Linked DNA regions of Mus musculus: regions 1 and 3 are each linked to region 2. Evidence: chromatin loops called from intact Hi-C (ENCODE). Cell type or tissue: left cerebral cortex. All regions are shown on one strand.

Region 1 (8,000 bases), 95 kb after region 2:
CTGAAATGGGGAGGAATTACTTATCTCCAACAGCCCAGTCACGACTGTCCCCAACTTCATAGACAAGAGTGGGTGCCCCCCTGCCCCTTTTTCTTCATTCAGTCAGCCCACTCTGGCACCAACTAATCCTATCCCATAAATATTTATGGGGGGGGGCATGGGAAGAAGGCAGCCATGAGGAATGGTTTCTATGAATCTCCTAGAAATGCTGTGGCAGCCTCATCTTCAGGGATCTGCTAATACCTGTGCTGTCTGACCCAAGTGGTAACCCTATCTGAATACAGAACTGCAGAGGCAGTGGCCCTGTGACAGCGAGCAGAGGGCGGTGAACAGGGGCTCTGATCCCAGGTTTCCTCTCCGCATGCATCCCAAAGAAACTGGGTCCCTTTACCCTCAGTATCAAAGCAGGAAGCTAAATTGAGCGATCTGTCTACTATTTTATGCAGAAATGTGGGACATTCTTTTTTTCCACCCTTTCTGAGCAGTTATCTGAAATGTTTGATGCATATTCAACTCCTTCCTTTTGTCTTCTTTCCCAACTGTCCCACAGCTTGCCCAGCACACGGCTGTCACTTGAAACTGGTCTAGCCTAAGAGGCACTTCTCTGCCCACGTGAGGAGCAGCCCAGTCCCACATGGTCATGGCAGGTGAGGGGCTCTTTCTCCTCTGGTCCTTCCTACCTTTCCAGCTCATAGAAACGCTCCTCCTAGCAGCTCTTGTTAGTGAAGGCACTGTGGTTTCCCATCACCTGGTCCATTCGTCAACCTGACCCATGACTTATTACAGCTTAAACGAACCAGATCTCCCTGGGAGGGTGAAAATATGTTGTGGTTCTGAAAAGTCAATGTGACGGGACATAGAGTCTCAAAGGATTTCCAAGAGAGGTACTAGGGAGCCATTTGCAGAAGAAGAAACAGCACGGGGTCTCTCAAGGAGACTGCTTGGAAAGAGAATTCAATGTACACAGACACTCCACTTCTTTCAAAGGGAGGATCTGGCATATCAAACGTAAAGTCCCCAAGCATCATGCCATACAGATTCATCTCATATAATGATGGGCCCAAACTTCCAGCTCTGTTGGCTGATGGTTTCTTGATCCAGGGCAGGGAACTGTGTTCTTGTGTCTCAAAGGGTGATCTTACACATACCTAGAGGGTAATTCTGGACAGGCAGACAGACAGACAGACAGACAGGCATGTGCATGTGTGTGTGGGCACACGTGCATGTGCCCACACACACACCCTGAGGATCTTCACTGACATGATGAATCTCAGCAACGTTCCCCACCTCCAGGTGAGAGCTGAAGCATCCAGAGCCACATTTTTTATTTCAAACTTGTACCCACACTGTTATTCAGTGTTTCCTTGCCCTGGTCCACCCTCCTTTGGCATATGCTGTATTTCCCTTCTTCAACAGTCTGCATTACTCACAGCTTATTAAAGGATTATGCTTAGATCAGGTTATTGCCCTTTAGAAAAGAACGCGGAGAAACTGTATAAAAAGACCGGTCGGGGATGGTCGCGAGAAATCCTGTTGGTGGATGGAAATACAGAGGCCAGCCAGCAAGACTCAAGAGCTAGGACAGAGGGAAGGGAGTGTGTGTGGGGGAGGGGGGGACCCTGTCATATCTCCAGCTATCTAAAAGTTATTTGCTGACGACTAAGAACCAAGCCTAAAGCAATGCTCTGATAAAGAGGAGAAGGAGACTGAGCCTGGACCTAGGGTCCGGACACCGGGGCTTTCAGCCAAAGCTAACTCAACTAGCAGCTGGGACATGTGTCATTGTGACCTATGCTCTGTTGATTTCAAGTGGCTCACTTATAAAATTACAGAGTTAAATTGCCTGTAGGAATAAGCCCATGATTCTGTACCTAGTGGAAAAATAATAGAACCTGTTAGTCTGCCTTTTCCTAAGACTTTGATTTCACTTGCAGAAAAATTTCAAATTAAATTAAATTAAATTTAAAAATACAGTTAACAATCTGCCTTGACTGCTTTTACAATAAACCTACTAGAGGCTCAAGGTCATGGGCCTTGGACCCTGTGAGGGTTTGATGGTAAACTCTCCATGCCCAGCCTTCTTCCCCTTCTAAATACCTGCCAACAAGAACAACACAAATAGGAGGTCATGAATGTAAGTCAGGGAAAAATAATAAACTTGAGCTTCTCAAAGTAAAGTGAAGAGGGACAGACTCACCAGAGAAGGTATATCTGCGAGGAAGGTAGCCGTTGTGTATACCCCTGTGAATCCCTCCCCACCTCTGAGACCTCTTACGCAGCCATAGCGGCAAACCATGATTTTGTAATTTCACAAAACATACATTGCCAAGGAACGTGACAAAACTGTAAGGCAAAGCGTCACTTGAGTCTGACGATTTCAGACACAGGCTATTTAGAAATTTGAGTAGACAGGATGGACATAGGAAAGAAGGAAGCTGGCAACTGTCAGAGACAGGAGCAGAGAGCTAACTCCAACATGCAGTAGATAGAGGCTCTCGGGCTATAAAGACTAAGACCTAAATAACAGCTTTCCAGGCCCTTGAGAGAAAAAAAAAAATCAGCCAATGGAACTAGATAGGGAACGTTCTTTTAGGTAACACTGTCTTTTTATTCCAGATATGTAGGCATGTCTGTCTGCCTGGGATCATTGATGGCTTTCAATCACTGCACATTTCAGATATCTTAAACTGTGGCTTTCTGCGCAGTTGATCTAAACCAACAACAACCCAGTCCACGCAATCTCTCCTTCAAGTCAGCTGAAAACAGTGAATTTCATTTCGTCTTCTACAGGTGCCTTAGGAGACTAGAACTATGGGAAAGCTCTGGGTTTCTTAGCAGCAGACTCTCTGAGGTGAGTGTACTCTGAAACGGGGCAGGGTGGGGCAGATGTGCAAGTTTTCTGAGCTTGGGGGCAGTGCAGAAAAGAACCATGAAGACAGTGAGCAGCACGACGATTGTTGAGGAGTGTTTGCATGGCTGTGCTGCTAAAAGCAAGAAGGGAACCTGTTAGCCTGAGTGTCAAGGGTGTGTGCTTAGGAGTTTGAACCATTGCTTGCCCTCCTAAGGCGAGCAGGCTCACTCGCCTGGTGTCCACATATTTCCAAGAACCATAACAAAACCACGCCTGCGGGAGGATCTATAGTGTGACTCCACCCCTCCTGTGATAACTTTTTGTCCAATCTCTTTCTCTCTTTCTTAGTTTTGTTATCTTCTTTCTGCCTTCCTGGGGTCCTGGCCCTAATCTTCCTTCATAAAACTTCTGTAATTTCCTAGCTTTCCCTATGTGCACTTTTTTTTTTTAAACTCACAGGGAAAGGGAAACATAAAAAAGGATAAAGAATTCCAGTCCAAGGCAAGATTTGTTTTTCCCCCTTTCCTTTCAACTTTCTGAATTTGGAGGAAAAAAAAACAAAAACAAAAAAACAAGTTGGCTCTGTTTAGATCAATTCATTATGGAGAGCTCACTTCAAAAACTGGAGTATTTAGGGGCTGGTGAGATGGCTCAGTGGGTAGGAGCACCCGACTGCTCTTCCGAAGGTCCGGAGTTCAGGTCCCAGCAACCACATGGTGGCTCACAACCATCCGTGACAAGATCTGACGCCCTCTTCTGGAGTGTCTGAAGACAGCTGCAGTGTACTTACATATAATAAATAAATAAATCTTTGAAAAAAAAAAAAAAAACTGGAGTATTTGAGAGGATTTGACAGTTTGTCTCCTGGTATTCAGAAAGAGTTCTTCACTTGCTCAGCTCTGGAGTGGTCCTGTTACAGCAGTGTTGACCTGAAACAGAAAGCAGGGCTCTCCTGGCTTGTAATTGACTTCCAGACAGAGCAAAGGCAAAGGAAAGTTTTCCCTGGCCTACTCTAAAAATCAGAAAGTTAATTTGAAGATGGACTCTGTAGATGAGTTACCTCTTAATACCCTCCTCTTCTCCTGATACCCAGGCTCTGCTTCTCTGAGCATCCTCCCATCTCCCCTGCCCACCTTCCATCATACCCACAGCCCTGTACAGGTACCTCTGACTTTGCCAACTGTGTCTAAGCATCTTAATACCTCCCTAACCCATCTGTTATTTAGCCACTTAAAAAGGGAGCCACACGGCTCCTCCTTAGAGCAGATTCCCATCTCCAAGACATTGATGAATCAGCTCATGGTGAGGAGGAAGAATAGGTTTGGATATGTTGGATGTGAGACAGCTAAGGGCAGAATAGAATGTCAAAGGGGGCCAGCCTCCTAGGCTGGATGCTGGACAGAGCCCATACTCCTGGAGCACATGGTCATCATTCTCTGAGCAAACAGCCCAGGTAACAACCTCAGGGACACTCAGGAAACTATGACAATCGGGGGATGCCTGTGGTTCCGGCCTTAACCGGAGACGTTCTAAAGCAGAAATAAGAAAAGAATATACCTTCTAATAGAACTGGGGTTCCAGCCTGGAAGGTGGGACACCCTCATCCAGCTCTAACATCGCCTTCTCCTCCCCGGAGCCCAACCAGCTGGATATGGGTGTGCTCGCTGCTAGAATTCCCCAGAGAGCTGGCTATCTCTACTCCAGACACTGACTTCTCACTCAGAAACACGCTAGGGAGGGCTAATCACTTCTTGAAAAAAAGCAAAATCTGTTCTTCCCTGCAAGGGAGGGAGAGATGCAAGAGCCATGAGGAATACACATGCGTATGGCAAGCAGAGGGCTGCCCAGCCTGCGAGCACCAAGGCAGAGCAGATGGCCTATCTCTCTTCCATCTTTTCTCAAACTCCCACAATATCCCTTTGCAGTGAGGCTTTCCTCACTGAAACTCCCTCAGACACAGGACCACTTGCCCCAGGGCAGGAAGGGCCCAAGTCTGTCTATCATCAGGGAGGCTCACACACTGCAGCAGCTCTGCTCTCCCTTGCAGTAAAGACACATCACATCTCGGCTGCACTACTTCAAAAGAGCAGGAAACTGAAGCACATCCTATCTCCCTACCTGACCTCTGACCATGACCATTCTTGTTTCTCCCCACTTTCCCTAGGAAAAACTCATTACTGTGAATACATATCTCCTACAACCTTGCCTCTCTAACAACACAGACTACACAGCCCCCAACCCCACCTGGGTGGGGTAAGCAGTGACTTCTGAGGTCTAAGCAGAAGAAGATGAGCCCCCTCCCGCTCCTGCCCAGAGGAGCATGTGAGAGCGATGTGGGCACGCATCCTGACACACTTGGAAGGAAGACGTCCGGGTGATATGCTGTCTTGCCAGAACTAAAAAACGAAGTTCCCTAACCTACTCAAGGTCACTCCTGGTGTCCTCCTATCCCCAGCCCCCACCTGCTCACAAACACTGATAAGTATTGTCCCCTACACACCCAGTACCAGAGTGATGGTTTCCGTAGCACCCACCAGGCGAGGCTGCAGCTGCTGGAGAGGTGCTGTGAACTGAATGAAATCAGGGGGTGAATTTGAGGGAGAAACATTGCCTATTTCCATAATGATCTGAGGCCTGAAATTCAGCTCTTTCCCCCAGGGTTCACTCTCTCCTTCTCCCAACCCTAGAAACTGCCCCCTCCATGTGGGACAGAGACACTATGTGGGGAAGAAGAGAGGAACATCAAGAACCTCTTCAAAACCACATGGCAATGTCCAGTTTTCACAGGGATTCAATCTCAGACTTTAATCTCTGAGACTACAACCTTATCAACGTAGGCTGTCATGAACAAACTGAATAAGGAAGAAAGGGGGAGGGAGAGTGCGGGGATGGGGGAGGAGAAGGGGAGGAGTGGAGGAGGCAGGGAGAAACCCCAAGAGATGTTCGTGAGAATCAACTAGAAAGTGGTGAGAGCCAACGTGGGCTTACTGAGTCGAGACAGGAAAGAGGAGATGAGTCCCCGAGTCCTGGGTCAGAGGTAACACACGAGAAACAATGCACATCTGTTTCAGAAAGGCACCTGCCTCTAAGCCATTCTTTGCTTTGCAAACTGAGCCAAGCGAGAATTCACTGCCAGACCAAACAAACTCCTAAAAAGTGGTGTCTTGCTCTTAGTTTGTTCACAGTGCCCATCTTCTACATAGCAAGGCATGGAGACCACAGACTGTTGCTCACAAGCCTAGTCCAGTTCAAAGGGATGCTGAGTAAGCCCATGCTGGGAATAGCTACAGGAAGACTGTGGTGGCAAGGTCAGGTAATGAAGGGTTAAGAAGGGATGTTCCCTCTAGAGTGCATCCAAGTCTAGTCCTTGACATCTCCTCTCAACACCCACCAGATCAGGGTGGGAGAGGCAGGCAGAATCAGCTCTTCCAGCATGCCTAGAAATTTCTGCCTGCCTTCCTCTTTTCAGCAAGGTAGGGGTGATTAATGTTCAGAGCAGTGACAGGAGGAGGTTTAAGCCACGGAGATAATAAGCAATGTGCAGATATGAGCTAAAAGGTGGAGGGACCAGGCCAGCCTTGGTGGGTCAACTCACAAGCAGTGGGCTGGGGGCTGGGCCTGGGAACTAGGGCAGTGCCCACTCTGTGTGCCAGAAATGGAAGTGTTTCCTGGGGCAGGGCTTTTCATTGGAACCACATCCAACCATTCATCTTCATGGGGACGCTGGAAGCACAGCTGATTTCGCATCCTCTGCCTGTGCAGTTCCGAAAGGAGAGGCTGGGCTCCTGTTGTCCCTTTGGCTTTGACTTTCCAATGATCTCCCTGGGGAGCCAGAGACACGGGTGGGAGGAAATCAGAGTGGGACTGTGACTATCAGGTTTTCAACTCCTGTTACACATTTTGGAAGGGGACAGTAGACACTGTCTTTACCATGTGTGCAGTACAAGATGGCCTGAACATTACAGAAGCATGAACTCAGGGAGGTCTGCCTTGGGAGAAGTCCTCCAGTCTCATCAGGAAAGACAAGCACCCCACTGGGAGACCTACCCTCTGTGCTCTGTCAACACGCAATGGGGAACATTCTTCCAGGCAGAGGCAATTGCCCTTTCCATACCATCCTGCACTTAACACCTGGGAACACCCCCAGCTCACACTAACCCGCTTGCTGTTCTTTTCAGTGAGGTGCCCACACTGCTCTGCTCTTTATATTAAAGTGGCACGCCAGTTTTTAAAATAAATTCAAAAACAAAAAAACAAAACAAAAAACCTAAGCATGGTACAGCCCATAGTAAAGTGTCCACGAACCATGAAATACAGCCTGGGGATTATTGGTGAGATTCTTATCCTTGAACATCAGGAACTCCGTAGACTGGTACTTTGTGTTGCCATTCTTTCTAAAACCAAAAGCACACCTAGCTGCTTCCTACGGAATGCGGGAGAGCCTACTGCTCCTAAAGGAAGCGACTGTGGAAGTGACTTAGAAGGGGAGAGGTAGTACGCGCGAAGAGGACAGGGCCAGGCCCGTTAAGGGGGGCGCGAGGCCTGGGAACCCAAGGCAGGCACCCAGTAGCGCCTCTCACCTGTGGATGTTCATCTCTCGCGGAGGGCGGTGGGCCTTGTCATAGGAGACCTTGGCGAAGACGCCCGCCACGATGACGAAGGCGATCACCCCGCAAGTGATGTAGACGGTGAAGTTGGTCTTGTCCTTCTCCGGGTCGTACTTGTTCTCGGGCCCCGGCGACACTACCTTGGTGCTGGGCGTCTGCACCCATACGGGGCTTTGGTAGTTGGTGCACTGGCGCTGGTCCAGCTTCTCGTGGCGCTTCTTGCAGCAGAAGCGATAGTAGCAGGTGCCGCAGCAGTACAGGTAGCCGCTCTCGCTGTTGTTGCACTCGAACTCCTTGTCGTACTGGCCGCTCACGTCGTAGTAGCCCCAGCACGTCTCGTAAGTAACAGTCGCGCTGGCCGCCGCCGCCGCCGCCGCTGCCGCTGCTGCGGACTGTCCCCGCCGGCTGCCCGCCTCCGGGACGCCGGACGCTCGGGCGGTGCTGTTTAGTTCGCGGCCGCCTCGGGCCAGGGCGCCCCCAGCACGCCGACCTCCGACGGCTCCCGCGTTCAGGGTCCGGTTCCCGGAGCGGCCGCGGGCGGC
Region 2 (8,000 bases):
TCTTCACTTGGAAACTGAAGAAAGTTTGGTACCAACCAAATGATGGCGGGATTTGGGAAGGTAGTAGAAATTTGGGAGGTGGAACCTAGCTGGAAGCAGGACACAGGGGTGGTGGGGACTGCCCTTGAAGGTGGTCCCAGGTCCTCTTTTCATCTTTCTCTGCCTCCTGGCCAGAATGAACCAGGTAGCTTTTGATTTTATATAAATATTTTTTATTTTGATTTTATATATATATATATGTGTGTGTGTGTGTGTGTGTGTGTGTGTGTGTGTGTGTGTGTGTGTATCATGATGTTCTGCTTCCCCATGGCTGAAACCTTTGAAACTGTGAGTTAAAATACCTCCTTTTGAACTGTTCATGTCAGAAATAGAAACATAGCTGGATGGTTCAGAGTAATAACTGCCTTTGCAGAGGACACTGTTTCAATTCCTAGTGCCCACATGACTGCTCATAAATGTTTGTAACTCCAGTTCTAGGAGATCTGAAGTGCCCTTCTGACCTCTATGGGCCCTAGACATACACATGGTGTACAAACATTCATACAGGTAAAATACTTATATACATAAAATAAATAAGCCTAAATAATTTAATCATTAATATCTGGTATTCCATCCCAATAATGGCAAGGCTAGCAAATCTGTCTCCAAAATCATGTATGTGAACAGTTCCTTGTCGCATGGCCTCTACAGAGGATTTAGGTGGATCTCAACACCAGGCTACCACTTATTTCCATCCAGAAACCTAAAATGAGCAGAGTTCTGTGGCCAGGACACAATTGGGAACTGATTCTAATAAATTTAACATTTGGGGATAAATAATAAGGTTGACGCTTTTATGGCAAGAAGTCTTTGTACATCTGATTTGCTATTTGTAATTCCAGCATTCAGGAGGTTGAGACTGGAAGATCAAAAATTCCAGGCTGAGCTACAAAACAAGACCTTGTGTTGAAAACAAGACATACACATGCACTCAGACACACCATTGCCCTAGGTTATTTCTTTATAATCTTCTTGCCTTGCTAGAGACATGGGGGCTGGGTATAAGACAACGACAGTTTGCCTCTCAGAGAAGGCTCCTTCAGGAACACTGGGAGCTGAATGGGTGGCCCTAGAAGAAAGGCCTTCCTGATGCATTCTTAGCAATGGGTAGTCAGGGCAAGCCTCCAAGGTGAACAGGGTGCTGTTCAATTTTTTCGCACAGAAGTTTGAATACCTGGAGTCCCTTATGCCCAACGGGCACTAGCTGAAATGTACTCTGGGCACCTTTCCCTTTGGAGCCAAACTATATCTACAGACAGACTACAGAAGTCAACAGGTCAGTCTCAAGTGAATATGCTTAGTCCTACCACCACCAACCATAAAACGGCTTTGTTGGTAATTAACCATAACATTCTCTGACTATAGTCTCTACCTTCTTGTCTAATTCTCTAGGCGTTTAGAAAGCACAATATTACCCTTTACACAAACTACACATATGAGGACTCAAAGATCTGGAAGGAAGAGTGAACTCATGAGAGGACACACGGCTCAGGGGAAAAGGAGAAGGCACTGCTGTCGAGTCTGGAATGCTCAATATTTGGTAGGATCTTGAAACACACAAGGTTGCCAGGCAGGCACTCAGGTATGGAACAGGGACAGAGCATCCTAAGATAGTGACTGTGCTTCTTATTGTTTTTAGCAATGCTAACTAGACAGCATGTATAAAACTAGGCGTTCAGAGCATAAAAGAGAATCAGAGACCATCTAAGCCAATCCATTCATTGTCCCACTGAGAAAGTCAGGCCCAGAGAGGAAGTAATTTCTCCAAGTTTAGTGACCCAAATTGATGTCTCTTGATTTCAAGGCTTTTTTTTTTTTTTTTTTCAACATGGCACACTTTTTTCTACAATCACTGTGCTTCTCTGGACTATAAAACAAAGTAGATGGGGGAAGATTTATTGCTACTTTACTTCCTAATTCTGCCTTTTTTTTAAAAAAGGACAGCCTATGCCTCTCCCTCTTTATTGTTTGGGATAAGCTTCCTGAAATAAGAATGGACTTGATTCCATTTGATGTTGTCAAGCTTCCTTCCACCTAGAGCTGTCAGTACTAGGGAATTGGGGGCTAGAATTCCAGATGGAGCTGGACAAGAAGATGACCATTTCTGGGTCACCCAGCTGCCCAATGCCCTCGGGTAGCTGCAGCAGCGGGGAGGGTAACCTAGTTTGCTTAGGAAATATTGTGGATGTCCCAGTTTATCAGTTACAGTCCTAGAAAAGTATTGGCACTGTCCTGTTTCTGCAGCTTGGCCTGCAGTTCCACCTGCCAGTCCCCTGCTGCCCCTTCAGCCTGAGAAACCAAAGCACAGAGCCCAGATATTCTGCTCCACATTTGGGTCTTGGTTTGCCCCCCAGTCTCTCATTTCCCTTTGGGGGGGTTCCTAGCCTGGATCAAGGGTAGGCTGGCATGCTAGGGTGGTATGTGAGAATGAGGACATGTTTCTATTTCCAGGGACATTTGGCCTTTGCATAAGAAGCTAGAGACACACATTATACTAGAAATTCAGAGGCTGATCAGTTTGCTTGACTGTGAGGACCAAGCAGGCAGGATGAAGATGCTGAAGAGAGTCACCAATGTAGAGAAGGTACTAGAAATTGAAGAGACAGGAGACTGGAGAGCCTGCCCTAGCTGCACTACAAACTGGCCACTTCCCTTCGGGCAGCTTCATCCTCTCTTGAGTGTTCTTTATCCTCTCATCTGAACTGATGATGTTCAACCATAATGGAGGTTGTGGGAGTGACTTGACATAATCATTTTGAGCTTTCGAAGTCAACCTAGAGTGCATACATTGCTGATCTCTAGAGTTTAGTTCTGGGTTCTCCAACTCAGTCTTTCAGATGTTCACAGAAAAACGCCCAGGTAAAGTGTGAAAACACAGTATGGAAGGGTAGAGCAAAAGGTGACACAATCAACCACGCTCCAATCCCTAGGGAGAGGCACAGGTGTGTCCCCAGCACATCCTCCTCACCAACCAACCAAAGACACAACAGACTTTCAGGACAGGAAAATCTTGTCATCATCGGGAAGGTGGACATTTCATTCACTGTGAGCTCTAGGGCAGAGCCCCTAACCAACAACTTGCCTTGCGTGGCACAGCAACCAGGAGAAATTCAAGAATGATTTGCCAGGTGGACAAGAAAATATGAGTTTCTTCTTTTTCCTTTCATGCCAAATTCACAGATCATTCTCCCTGTGGGTGTGATGTTACAGGGGAAAAGAACGGTGTCGCAGACAGGAAAGAAGCCCCCCCTTGCGTATGGGCATCATCTCTGACAGCCTACAGGTGCCAGTCTGACACACTTACATGAATCTCAGATAGGACAAAAACCCACACCAAAGCTGAGAAGAGCTGCAGATGGGTGGGAAAGATTCCCAAGAGAGTTTGGGCCAGAGATTTAGAACTGTGGGTGTTCTTGCGTTGTTACTGCCTAGAAATAGAGATGCCTGTACCAGTGGGAAGACAGGTGTCAGGACTCCCTCCGTCATCTTATTTGGAATAGCCCTCTTCTAAACTTGACAGTTTGTGAACTGGGATGCAGACTTAAGGTTGTGGCGAAAGTATAGGAAAGTTGAGGTTTGGTGGTACTTGTTTATGTAAGCCCTATATTCTGAAAACGTAAGCAAGGGAAATACCGTGAGTTTGTCATCCTGGACTACAGAGTAAGGCTCTGTGAAAGAAAGAAAGAAAGAAAGGAAGGAAGAAAGAAAGAAAGAAAGAAAGAAAGAAAGAAAGAAAGAAAGAAAGAAAGAAAGAGAGAGAGAGAGAGACAGAGGGAGGGAGGGAGGGAGGGAGGGAGGGAGGGGGGGAGGGAGAAAAAAGGAAAGAAAATATAAAATAAGAAAAATGGATTCTTTGTCAGATATATAAACTAAAGTTAAGTTGTTTTTCTTTTTTTTTAATGAAGCTCAGTGACAGTTGGGATAGTAGATCAGGGGCTATGTTCTCACTGGGGGCAGCAAAATGTATTACACACACACACACACACACACACACACACACACACACACACACACACAAGAAGGGTTGATAAGCTCAGCCTCAAGAGACCTAGAATAGGAGCACAAAGTATCCAAGTTCAGGGTGTCACCTTAGCCAGGCCCAGCATTGTGTTCCTTAGTAATACTTCCTCTCTGTCTCAGGCTCCCCTTTTCTAACACAAAGGTAGCAGAACCTGATGGGAGCCATCTCTCATTATTTCCTGGTTTGGGAATTATTTTAAGATAAGCTACTCAAATCCAGGCAAAATTAGAACTAGAACAGTGTTAGTTTTGAAGAATTCACCCTGTTCTCATTGACAGATCAAGGAATTCCATGTTCCATTGTGACTTTGGATAAGGATTTATAAAATGTTTGTTCCTGTGGGCATACAGTAAAAAAGGCTGGTGCACCTGATCTGTAATCACTTTCCACAGAGCATAATAAGTGAGACCCACTGCTGTCAACCCCTGACCCAACTCTCTTTCCTTTTCTCCCTTGAACCTTAAGAATTTCTACCACACAGGGACATAGTTCAATGTAATAAAGGCAATATACAGAAACCTACAGACAACACCATCCAAAGAAAAACTCAAAGCATTTCCACTAAAATCAGCAATAAGACCACTTGTCCACTCTCTCCATGTTTATTCAACACAGCACTTGAGTCTGAGCTAGAGTAATAAGACAACTAAGGACATCAAGTGGATACACATAGGAAGAAAGTGGTTAAAGTAGGTTTACTTGCAAATAATGGGATTTTCTATATTAAAGACCATAAAGACTACATTGAGAAAGTTGTACAGCAGATAAACACCTTCAGCAAAGTAGCAGGATACAAAATTAACATACAAAAATTAGTAGCGTTACTATACACAGATGACAAAAGACTGAAAAAGAAATCAGAGAAACAATACTTTTCACAGTACCTCAAAGGAAAAAAAAAATCCCACACAATAAAATATCTTGGGATACCTCTAACCAAGTAAGTGAAAGATTTGTATAATGAAAACTTTATGACACTGAAGAAAATTAAAGACACCAGAAGATGGAAAGATCTCCCACATGTGTAGATAAGTAGGACCAATATTGTAAAAATGGCCATTGTACCAAAAATCAATCTTCAGATTCAATACCATACCCATCAAAATTTCAACAATTCTTTACAGTAATTTAGGAATACGATTTTGAACTTCATATGGAAATGAAAAATTCCAAGACAGCTAAAACAATCCTAAATAATAATTAAAAAAAAAAAACTCGAGGTATCATCATCCCAGATTTCAAGTCATACTGCAGTGGTATAGAAATAGAAGCAGCATGTTATTGGCAGAAGAACAGACATGTTGATCAACATAGTAAATAGACCTAGACATAAATATACACATCTATGGACACCTGTTTGTTTGTCTGTTCATTTTTACAAAGAAGACCAAAATACACACTGAAATAAAGAGAGCTGGTACTGGTCACACTGGATGGCTACATGTAGAAGAAAATGGAAAGCTTCTCTGTGTTCCAAAAGACAGATTCAGTTGAGTAAAGTAGCAGCTACAGAATGCAGAAAAAAAAAATCTCTGCCAATAACTCGATTGAGGGTTAGTATCTAAACTACATAAAGAACTAAAAAATAAAACAAACAAAAACGAACCCATAACAACAACAACAACAACAAATCCTGAGCATCAAGGAAACAACCCAATTTAAAAATGGGGCAGAGTACTAAATAGAGAGTTCTCAAAGGATGAAACACAGTGGTTGAGGAACTCTTTTTTAAAAATGTGCAACATCCTTAGTCATCAGGGAAATGCAAATTAAAACTACTTTGAAATTTCATCTTACCCCAGTCAGAACGATAAAATAGATGACAGCACATGTTAGCAGCAATGTAGGGAAGGGCAACACGTACTTGTTACTGGTGGGAGTGCAAACTCCTGCAGCCCCTATGGGAATTAGTGTGGAGGTTCTTAAAAGGGGATAGAAATTGATCTAAAACAAGATCCAGCTCTGCCACCCTCGTGCATATACTCAAAGGACGTTGTGTCCTACTACAGAAATGTTTGCTCCTCGATGTCCATTGCTGCTTTATTCATAATGACCAGAAATCAAAAACGTCTAGATACCCATCCAATGATGATTAAATAATGAAACTATTGTAGATTTATTCAGTGGAACATTATTCAGCTCTCAACAGAAAGGAAATTTGTAGTAAGTGGATAGAGTTAAATCAGTCATCCAGAGTGAGGTAACCTAGACCCAAAAGACAAGTATTCTATTTTTTCTTATATGTGAATATTAGCTTTTAAGCATTAGACACCTCTGTTCCAATATAAATAACCACATATATTAGTTAACTACTAAGGAACCAGTGTGGAGGGAGGGACCTTTTAAGGATGGGAAATAGAGTACAGTGTTACAGAGAAATAAAGAGGAAAACTAGGGTTAGATGAGGGGAGGGAATGGGAAGGAAGGATAAAGGAGGGGATATGGAGAGGAACAACTAACACTAAAGAACCTTTAAAAAAACATATGGAAACCTACTACAATAGAAGCTTCCTAAATTGTATACATATATGAAAGAAATATAAATGGAGTCACCACATACCAGGGGAGACATTATCCCATCTAGACATCTTATGCCAGCAAATAAAATCTTTAGTATCATAAATAGGTTACAACTTATTGAGTTATTGGCCAAAGAGGCCACATAGACTCCCTACACAGGCTTTTGCTAAGACTATTAGTTATTCTTCATAACCTGTTGGTAAGACCATATTGCTGAAGACACAACTTATTTATGTCGTCAAACTTGGAGAAATCAAGCTGGTGCCTAACTAAAAGCTTCACATCCACAGATTAGTGTCCATGGTTCTAGAAGGCACTAGTACCCCAGTCAAGGAGAAAGGTAATCACACATCTACAAACTCTGTGGCCTACCACAAAACTCTACCCACAGGATATGCTGGTGTACTAGTGGCACGGGTGTTATGAGAGTAGCCAACCACTTTTAAGATGGATTTAAGACCCATTCTATGAGATGGAACCTATACCTGACACTGCTAATGTGGTCAAGAACCTGATCCTAGATGCGTTATGGACCCTTACTATAAGGGAAGTAAGTAAGGGAGAACATACTATTACTCTGCTAAAGGAACATGGCAATAAAATAACTCCTAGTGGTCTATTGCTATACCCATAGAGCAGAGCATCACTAATCCTCATCAGCAAAGCTTCTTTTCGTGGTACATGGTTTTTAGAACAGAGGTCCACAATCAGTGTGCAGAGAGTGAGAAATGTTGGAGCACTCAGTTCTCAATGAGACGTATTTATTAAAACTCTCCTCTCAAGACTATGCAGAAAAGGAGAGTTAAAAGATCATACATGACCTAGACCAAAGCCAGACAAAATCCCCAGCTTGGAGAAGAAAAAGTAGACACAAAGTCCCATTGCTAAAGAAGCTATTTGTAATTAATACCTCCTAGAAAAAGAAAATCATTTTTCTCCAGTGGAGTATAACTGGGAATATTAACTACACATCAGGGTAGGCCCTATGCCCAGTAGTTGTTGGCCAGCACAATACGGACTCCATATTTTTTGTGTCTGCATGACTGTTGTTTTGATATTTACCATGTTAATGGTTTTCCTTTTCAGTTTGTCTATTTCTATTTTCTTTTTTTTTTCATTATTATTATTCTTTTTCTTCCTTTTTAGGGGAAAAAAGACACAAAGTAGGGAAGTGGGAGAATTTGGGAAGAGTTAGGGGAGGGAAAAGAATGTGGTCAAAATATATTGCATGAATTTTTTTCAAATAAATGACTTTTAAAAAAATGTCTCCCCCCCAAAAAGAAAAAAACACTTCAAAATTAACTTCTAAAACAAGAATCTCATAGACATCTATACCAGATTCACTCTGTAAGAATAGACATAACTCAAATTTTTGCTAGGATCCTGTCTTAACATTCTTTGTGTAGAAGACTTGAGTATG
Region 3 (8,000 bases), 260 kb before region 2:
GTGGTACTTACACTGGCTCACTGTGGCCATCCACAAACTCCAGTTTTTCTGAGCCAACTGGAAGAGGCAGCAAGGTTCTCCCCTTCATGTGCTCAAAGATCACTAGGAGGTCAGACTTCAGGGTGTGGGCATGATGTCTGATGTCTTGACATACCATGTGGGGCCATTCTAAATGGTTCTTTTCATTTGCCAGGACAGGAATAATGACCTGAAAGAGAGAGAGACCAAGAAAGCAAGAGGATTGCAAATTCAAGCCAGCCTGTGCTACATAGTGAGACTTTGTCTCAATAGGAAGAAGAAAAGAACTCAAATGGAATTACATTGCATGGGTAGATAATGCTGTTTTCAGAAGTCATGGGTTATTTAGCCTCCAAATTCTAGTACACCGGATACTTCCCTATGATCTACTGGGGAAAGAGCCTCCAAAGGCTCTCAAAACAATGCATCCTGCTTTTGACTGCTCACTAGAACTAGGCAGTAAGATCCTATTGCTGAAGACAACACACACATTGAATACAGGACATAGGGAAATCAAATGAGAATTGAACTAGATAGTATTGGAAAGTACTAGGCAAACTGTTGGGGAAGAAAAGTTATCAGTAATTTAACCCAGAAGTAGACACTGTGTATTACAATACTGACTTGCCAGACAAAATACACCCATTGATGGAACAGTGACATGACTGTTGTGGGTATAACCAACTGCTTCTTCACTGAAGCTGAGGCCCCCTCCATAGGTGGGAATGCATTGGAATTGTAAACCTGGTGAAATGCCCATGGTTGCTGAGGTTGTTGGCCCTATGGGAGAATCTACTAGTAGTGTTCTGATAAATGGGCATGTTGTTAAGTTGCCTTGTATAGTGGGGGTCTGAAGGAGAATGTCGCCCATAGACTCATGTTTGAGTTCTTTGACCCCACTGGTGGAACTGTTTGAGAAGGATTGGGAGGTGTGGCCTTGTTAGAGGAGGTTTGTCACTCAAGGTGAGCCCTTAGGTTTCCAAGACTTGTACCATTCCTATTATAGTGTCCTATTTCTTCCACCTGCCTGCAGATGATGTAAGCTCTTGGCTGCTGCTCTAGTGCCATGCCTACCTGCTGCTGTACTCTCCACCAGGATGGTCACAGACTACCTATCTGGGACTATGGGCCCCCATAAGCTCTTACATCTATCAGTTGCCTTGTTCATGGTATCACTTCACTGGAGCAGAAAAATAACTACAACACCTTCTAAACACTTGCAGGCTGCTATAGCAATAGGCCTGAGTCAGAAAAGCCTGTTGGCAATGGACAGTGGTTAAATTAGAAAATCATAACCTGTCAAAGTACTCAGAATAAGAGATTGATGAATACTCAGGTCTATATGGAACATCTCTATCACTCAAACCAAGGCCTGGGGGATCCTATAGATGAGGGGAAAGCAGGACTGTGAACATCATAGGATGAGGCAGAGAGCTATAAAATGTTGTCTTCTGGGTGTGGTATGGTTCTGGCAATCATGAACACACAGGAGCTATGATCATTTGAACAAGACAGGCACATAGACATACACACAGACACACAGATACACACAAACACACGCACGGGGGTGGGGCAACTGGTTAGGAAGAAGTGGTCATCAGGTGTAAAAGAAGAACAAGAGAAGGTAATGGAATATATGCTAATAGCAGGTTATATAAATTTAGAACTATCCATAATGAAAAACTAAAGAAGAATGAAAAAACAAAAACAAAGAAAGACTTAGAAAGAAAATATAATTAGAGGAAGAAGAAAGGGAGAAAGGAGGGGGAGGGAGAGGGGAGAGTGGTGAGGAAGCATTTTGGAGCCCCATATATATCATTTTTTCAGGTGGCTGAAGACCTTACATATTGCCTTGATCTTTGGGGAAGTCAGGAAAGTCCCCAACAGTCTTTCTCCCATTTTCTTCTCATCTCCCTCTTGGAAAATATCCCACAAACCAACAGTCCTCACTAAGAGAAATCAGATACACTAACAGCTTAGCCTCTACTGGACGGCTTCGATACCCTGCTAACCCCTGGGATTATTCACACAAGTCAATCACATACTCACACATGAACCAGGGCCACCATTTTGATACTATAAAGTACACCTCCCACAGTTCCCAGTTCACTCTGTTCCCAAAGTCAGCTCCATGTGGTCCTGTGTGGCAGACTGATCTGCTCCTCACACAGCAAAACATGTCAAACACTTTCCATGTCATCTGCTGTGTTGGGGGTCAGATTTTGCTCTCTCCACCACTCCTCCCCCACCAATCCCTCCATCGTCATCAGGGCAAATATGTGTGGACCGAAATCATCACAAAAGACAAAAAGTAAAGACTTTCTTTTCTTAAAAACTTTAGCCATTGTTTTTCTATACCTCAATGTTGAGGTTTGGTAGGTTGCTATGTATTGTAATGCTAAATACTGGCCTCTAAGGTCTGGTTGTCCCAAGAGACAAGGAGATCCTCCCCATACACCAAGTGATGCTATGTAACCTTGCTCTTAAATTTAAAATGACTGATTGAATAAAGATGCCTACAGCCAGTAGCTGGGCAGAAGAGAAGAGTAGCTGGTAGGCAGAGCTTCAGTTCCTGGGCTTGGAGTCTGAGGCAGAGGCCATGAGAGGACGAGAGGAGAAGAAAGAGGAAGATGTAGTGGGGTAGGTGGGTTGTAAGAACATGGCCATGAGGGCCAACCAGTTGGAGTGGGAGCAGCCCAGGCAGAACATGGCAAGTTATATCTTGAGTTTATTGACAGGAACTTAGACAAAATAATATAGAGGGTTGATATCTGCCCAGTTCTAGTGCTTGAAGGCTTATAAAAATTATAAAGTTTCTGTGTCTTTTATTTGGAAACTATTTGATCTAAGGTGGGATAGAAACCCCATTACTATATACCACAATATCACAAGTCCCTACTGAATTCCACTCAAACCTCCCACAACCTTTTTTTCTGTTAGTATACACTTGCCAATCTCTAAGGGATGTGCCAAGATGCCAGATCTTAGGGAAGAATGTGAGTACTTAAGGATCAATTGAGATTCAGTCTCTGCCTTTGAGATCCTAGAAAAGTCCTTTTCTTGTTCAGCTTTCTACCCTGATTCCAATATAAATGTGACTGACTTAGTGTGTGATCCTTTTTTGTTGGTTTTTCTTGAGCTCTCTATTTAATGATTATCTCTGCTCACTACCTATTTCCAGAAAGACCAGGCCAGAACTATCTATTCTGCAGCCACTGAGGCTTATTCATTAGCTCTGAATAATTTTTTCCCTATGACTTCTTGGACCTATTACCAGACAAACACACCCCTGTCTGTCTGGTATTTCCTTGCATTATATTAGTTGTACTGTAATAGAAAGTCTCTCCTTGAAAGCTGTGCTTTGCAACTTGTTAGTAATAGAGCTTTGTTTAAAACAGCCCTGAAACTTCAAGAGCAGCTTGATTCAGGAGCTGAAATGGCCACTAGGTCCTTTTTCCCTTGAAATTTCTCTCTTCTCTAAAGTATTTTGTTCTAAAGCTCCCTCTGGATCTAAGGTGAGTATATCTTATACTCCAAAGATTATACCTTATACACCTTTTAAAGCTCCAGATGAGTGTGAAAGAGATGCTTTCTCTTCTGTGAAAAGTTGGGACAAAGGCTGGACCTCACCCCCATTGTTGCAGATGAGTTCTGCATCCATCTTTCAATGTGGAAAGGAGCCCTAAAGAAAAACTGTGTTGGGAGGCCTTAACCAGCCCATTTTCACATTAAAGAAGGGAATCCTGATAATGCCCCCTCCAAACATTTCTCCCTTATTTCACCCTGAACTAGCACAGTGGGACAGAGAAGATGCTATGATCATAGCTTTTTCCTCTTACCAATGCCCTCTTCCCTGTTCATGCACACACTCTCACAGGTAGGAGTGCTGAGGGTGAAGTATAGGTAAGGCCCAGGCAGAAAGCAGCATGGTTTACAGCAGGTTTACATGAGGTGCATCCATCTACACATAGAGCAGAAGACCACTTTCTGGCTTAAGTGGTGTGCAGTGATGGGGGAGAGTGGGGGAGGAGGTCAGAAGCTAAGTAAGTTACTAAGAAGGAAGGAGAACACAGGCCAAGAGGCCAGCTTTTATAGGGATGTGGAATTAGCTCTGGGGTTCAGGACAGAAGTCGATGGGAAGTCTTAAGGATTCCTGGTACAGGCTTTGAGAAAAAGCCTTTGTGAGTAATGGACCCGAGGTATTTTAAAATTATTTCATTTAAGATTTAAATAGATAAACATTTACATAGTACAAGTACCATGAATCATCTACCCACCCTGTTCCTCAATCATTCAGTTCCCCAAATATAGATTAGTGTTTCCCTGTTCCCCCTGCTCTCTTCCTCCTCTCTTTTTCCCTTCACACCTTTCTCTGTACAGAATCTTTTATGTAGCTCAAGATATTCTGGGACTCACACTATAGTCCTGGCTGTTCCCAAACTCATAATAATCCTCTTATCTCAGTCTTTCGTGTACTTTCATTTCAAGCAGCCATCTCCAGTTTTCCATTCTCTTTAAATTTGTTGGTTTTCTTTTCTTTTTTTTTTTATTTAAAGTGTATGATTACATTGCCTACATATGTCTATGCATTGTGTGTATGTAATGCCCACAGAGGCCAGAAGACGGTGGTGGATCCCTTGGAACTAAGGTTACAGATGACTGTGAGCAGTCATGTGGGTGCTGAGAATCAAACCCAGGTCCTCTGGAAGAGCAGCCAATGCTCTTAACCCCTGAGCTATCTCTCCAATTCTTCATTTCTCTTTCTAACACAAATGACTACATATTATCTACAAATTCTGCACTTAAAAAAACCATATTACCACATTATTTACAATAGAAAATAACTAGAATAAATATTTGCCTTAGTTCGCTTTCCATTGCTGTAATAAATAACACAATCCAAAGCAACTTGGGGAAGGAAAAGGTTTATATTACCTCATACTTCCTAGTCACAGTCCTTTACTGAGACCCTCAATAACTCAAGGAATAACCTGGGAGCAGAAATTAAAGCAAAGGCTAGGGAGAAGTTCTGCTTCCTTGCTTGTTCTTTACGGTGTGCTCAGCCTTTCTTAATATAATCCAGGACCACTTTCCCGGGGATTGCATCACCCACAGTGAACTGGACCCTCCCACATCAACCAGCAATCAAGAAAATACCCCATACATATGCCCACAGGCCAATATGATGGAGATAATTGGGAAAATGTGTTATACAGTATAATATATTTGACATCAAACAAACAAAAGATCTGTTGTATTCCACAATAGGAAGAACCACGAGGGCATTGTTAAGTGAAAGGACCTAGTGGATCCTAATTGGCTAAATAAATTACCCAGTGGATCCTCATTGGCTAAGTGAAATGACCTAGTTAATGATAAGGATGGTGCTGCCTCTTAAGCTGGGCAAGGGACAAATGCACTGTTGTGGCAGAGGAACATTGTAAAGACAATAGATTGAGGTCCCAGTCACATGCAGAGAGTGATTTCAGGATATGGGGTGTGGGGATGGGGGGGTGGTTCAGGAAGTTGAAAAAGCAGAAGCACTGGTCAGAGAGATGGGGGTGCACCCATCACAAAGTGGTGGGGACAGGAGGAGAAAGACTCAAAGAACCCAGAGGCCATGTGACCGGAGCACCTTTTGATTGTTGAAATAATTAAGTGTTAAGTCAAGAGAAACATCGAAAGTCACAAAGAGACAGCTGCTAGGTGACTCCATTCACACAGGTACCTGTAGACTAAAAGAGTCACATTCAGGAAGACAATTTGGAGAATGCTGTTTGGGGAGTGTGAGGACAGGGACATGGGTGTTTTGGGTGAGTGTACTTTCAATCATGTTGGGTAATGGAGGTCTGAAGATGTATCATACTTGGTGTTTATGCCTGACAGCATTGTATTGTGTGGTTAGGAACTCCTGGGTGGAAGGATTTTATGTTGTTGCTTTTTTAAAAAATAAAAATAATACTTTTAAAGAGTATTCTCTATCAGTATTTCACTGTTTAAGTGCCACATCATTCATTCATTTACTCCTTAACTGTATCCTTTTGTCTTCAATCTAAATTACAAAAACAAAAACAAACAAATAAACAAACAAAAACAAAAAACAAAAAACAAAACCCATGGATTTTTGTGCTACATACCTGTACTCTCATCTCTTGGGAGGTGGAGGTGAGAGGATTGGGGGTTAAAGGTCATCCTTACTACATAGCAAGTCAGACCCTGGCCTGGGCTACATGAGGCTACATTATCTATCTCAAAACATAGATAAAGAAAAAAGAAAAAAAGAAAGAGAGAGAGAGAGAGAGAGAGAGAGAGAGAGAGAGAGAGAGAGAGAGAGAGAGAAAGAGAAAATCTCTTAAACTGTCTATTTTATGTATATATGTATGGTCTATGTGCATGTATGCCACATGTGTGTAGGTTTCCATGGGACACAGAAGGTGTCAGATCTCCTAGAGCTGGAGTTGGAGGCTGCTGTGAACTTCCTGACTTGAGTATTGTGAACCAAACTCTGCTCCCATGGAAGTGTGGTTTCATAAGCTGGAAGTCATTTCTCCAGCTCCTAAAGTTACTGTTGATTTCTGGGCTGGATTTCCTTGATTATGTAGTCCTGAGTTGTGCTCAACCCTCTTCACAGACTAGTTTGTGTCTGTCTCTAAGCCTTTAAAAAAATCATTTTATTTTATTTTTATTTTATTTTATTTTTTAAGGCTACATATCCATGTGTGCCTATATAAGTGTATATGTACATATGACTTCAGATAGTCATAGAGTTTAGAAGAGGGCATCAAATCCCCCAGATCTGGAGCTACAGGTGGTTGTGAGCTTCCTGATATGGGTCTTTTGCAAGAACATTATGTACCCTTAACTGCCTCTCCCTTATCAGAACTCAATGTAACACTAAGATTACCGCAGCCCCTGAGACTACATGGATCTGTCTTTCCTCTGAAGCCAAGGACAATTTCCTATCATCCTTTACCAGGGACATGACCTACAGATGGACTTCTGTACAGGTGGTATTCAAACATAACACAGTAATAAGACTATTCAATTTAAAACCATTAAAGCACTTAATGCTAGCCTAGCTTCCCCAGACTCTGAATGCTTGCCCATCCATCCTATTCCTCCTCGGGATTTCCCCTTTCACAGCAACTAGGGAGCTAACATTAGATGTAGCAAGGAAGAGTCATGTCCTGGCTTTACCACTAGGGCCAAAGTTTTAGAGAAGTGTTCACCCTCACTGTCTTCAGTTTCAAATACGTTGAACGCATGATCTGATGAGTGTGTTTGGGAAGCATCTCATGGATGGGAATTTATTTTCCATTTCTGTGCCGTTTCCAGGGCACTAAGCATACAGAACGCCACACAGCTAGTATCTGCACACACTCCTTTCACAACTGGCTAGACCTAGAGAGGGCCAGCCTCTAGAAGCACATGTGCTCAACTCAACTACCAGGAAAGCTTTCTTCCTTTGGGAAGGTCTAATGGGTTCAAGATTCTCATCTAACTACCATTGCGAAAATCCTCTGAGCTCTGAAGGCCCAGAGGCTCCACCTGTATCTCTTTTCCCAGAGGTGGGACAGATTCTTCCCAATGCCTGCTGACCAAAAGATACCCAACTGCTGCCAGCCCAAGGCAGTTCCATAAATGTTTGCATGGTAAATGAAGGACATTAAAATCAAAACCAAATCGCCTCCTTCTAAACTTCTTTGCAAAGGTAGATACTATTTAAAGCAGTGCAGCTCCTTCCCATCCAGCAGACAAACTTTAACTCAAAATTCACCACTTTCTTGTCCTTGGCCCTTGCGTGATGACTTACAAAGCTGCCAGGACTCAGGCATTCTTCACACTATGACTTCCTCTTGAACCAACCCCCTGACCCAAAGCTGGTTCATATTGTGGCCTGGCTTTCACCCAGACTTGTCCCCAGCTGGCACCCAGCAGATCACCAACCAGGGTCTTGGTTTACTGGCAGCCCTGCCCTTCCA

What was found. A loop is a pair of places that touch in the nucleus more often than their neighbours do. Peaks named below come from ENCODE experiments on the same cell type or tissue, not always from the same donor. Only the 100,000 strongest peaks of a DNase experiment are listed, where the experiment ranks them.
Region 1: a loop joins it to region 2, with 2.8 times the contacts of the local background. A loop is called at or near these places in 2 of 42 quality-filtered maps.
Region 3: a loop joins it to region 2, with 6 times the contacts of the local background. A loop is called at or near these places in 2 of 42 quality-filtered maps.

The regions. Positions count from the first base shown.
Region 1 is chr11:66,517,878-66,525,877 of GRCm38, forward strand. It overlaps Shisa6 (shisa family member 6), which reads right to left. Exons shown (of 5, transcript NM_001034874.3): 1 at 7,432-8,000. Among named protein-coding and RNA genes, the nearest start is that of Shisa6, 4.2 kb to the right of the region's middle. In left cerebral cortex, no CTCF peak of the experiment used is centred here; DNase peaks (open chromatin) are centred at 4,704, 6,566, 7,658 and 7,990; H3K4me3 peaks cover 1,978 bases.
Region 2 is chr11:66,422,930-66,430,929 of GRCm38, forward strand. The region is part of intron 2 of Shisa6 (shisa family member 6); the gene reads right to left. Among named protein-coding and RNA genes, the nearest start is that of Shisa6, 99 kb to the right of the region's middle. In left cerebral cortex, no CTCF peak of the experiment used is centred here; DNase peaks (open chromatin) are centred at 3,408 and 5,880.
Region 3 is chr11:66,159,846-66,167,845 of GRCm38, forward strand. Dnah9 (dynein, axonemal, heavy chain 9) reads right to left here. Exons shown (of 69, transcript NM_001099633.1): 2 at 12-208. Gm40027 (a long non-coding RNA gene) reads left to right here. Exons shown (of 4, transcript XR_879948.2): 4 at 194-232. Among named protein-coding and RNA genes, the nearest start is that of Gm12296, 4.2 kb to the right of the region's middle. In left cerebral cortex, a CTCF peak has its summit at 7,250; DNase peaks (open chromatin) are centred at 3,002 and 4,360; H3K4me3 peaks cover 215 bases.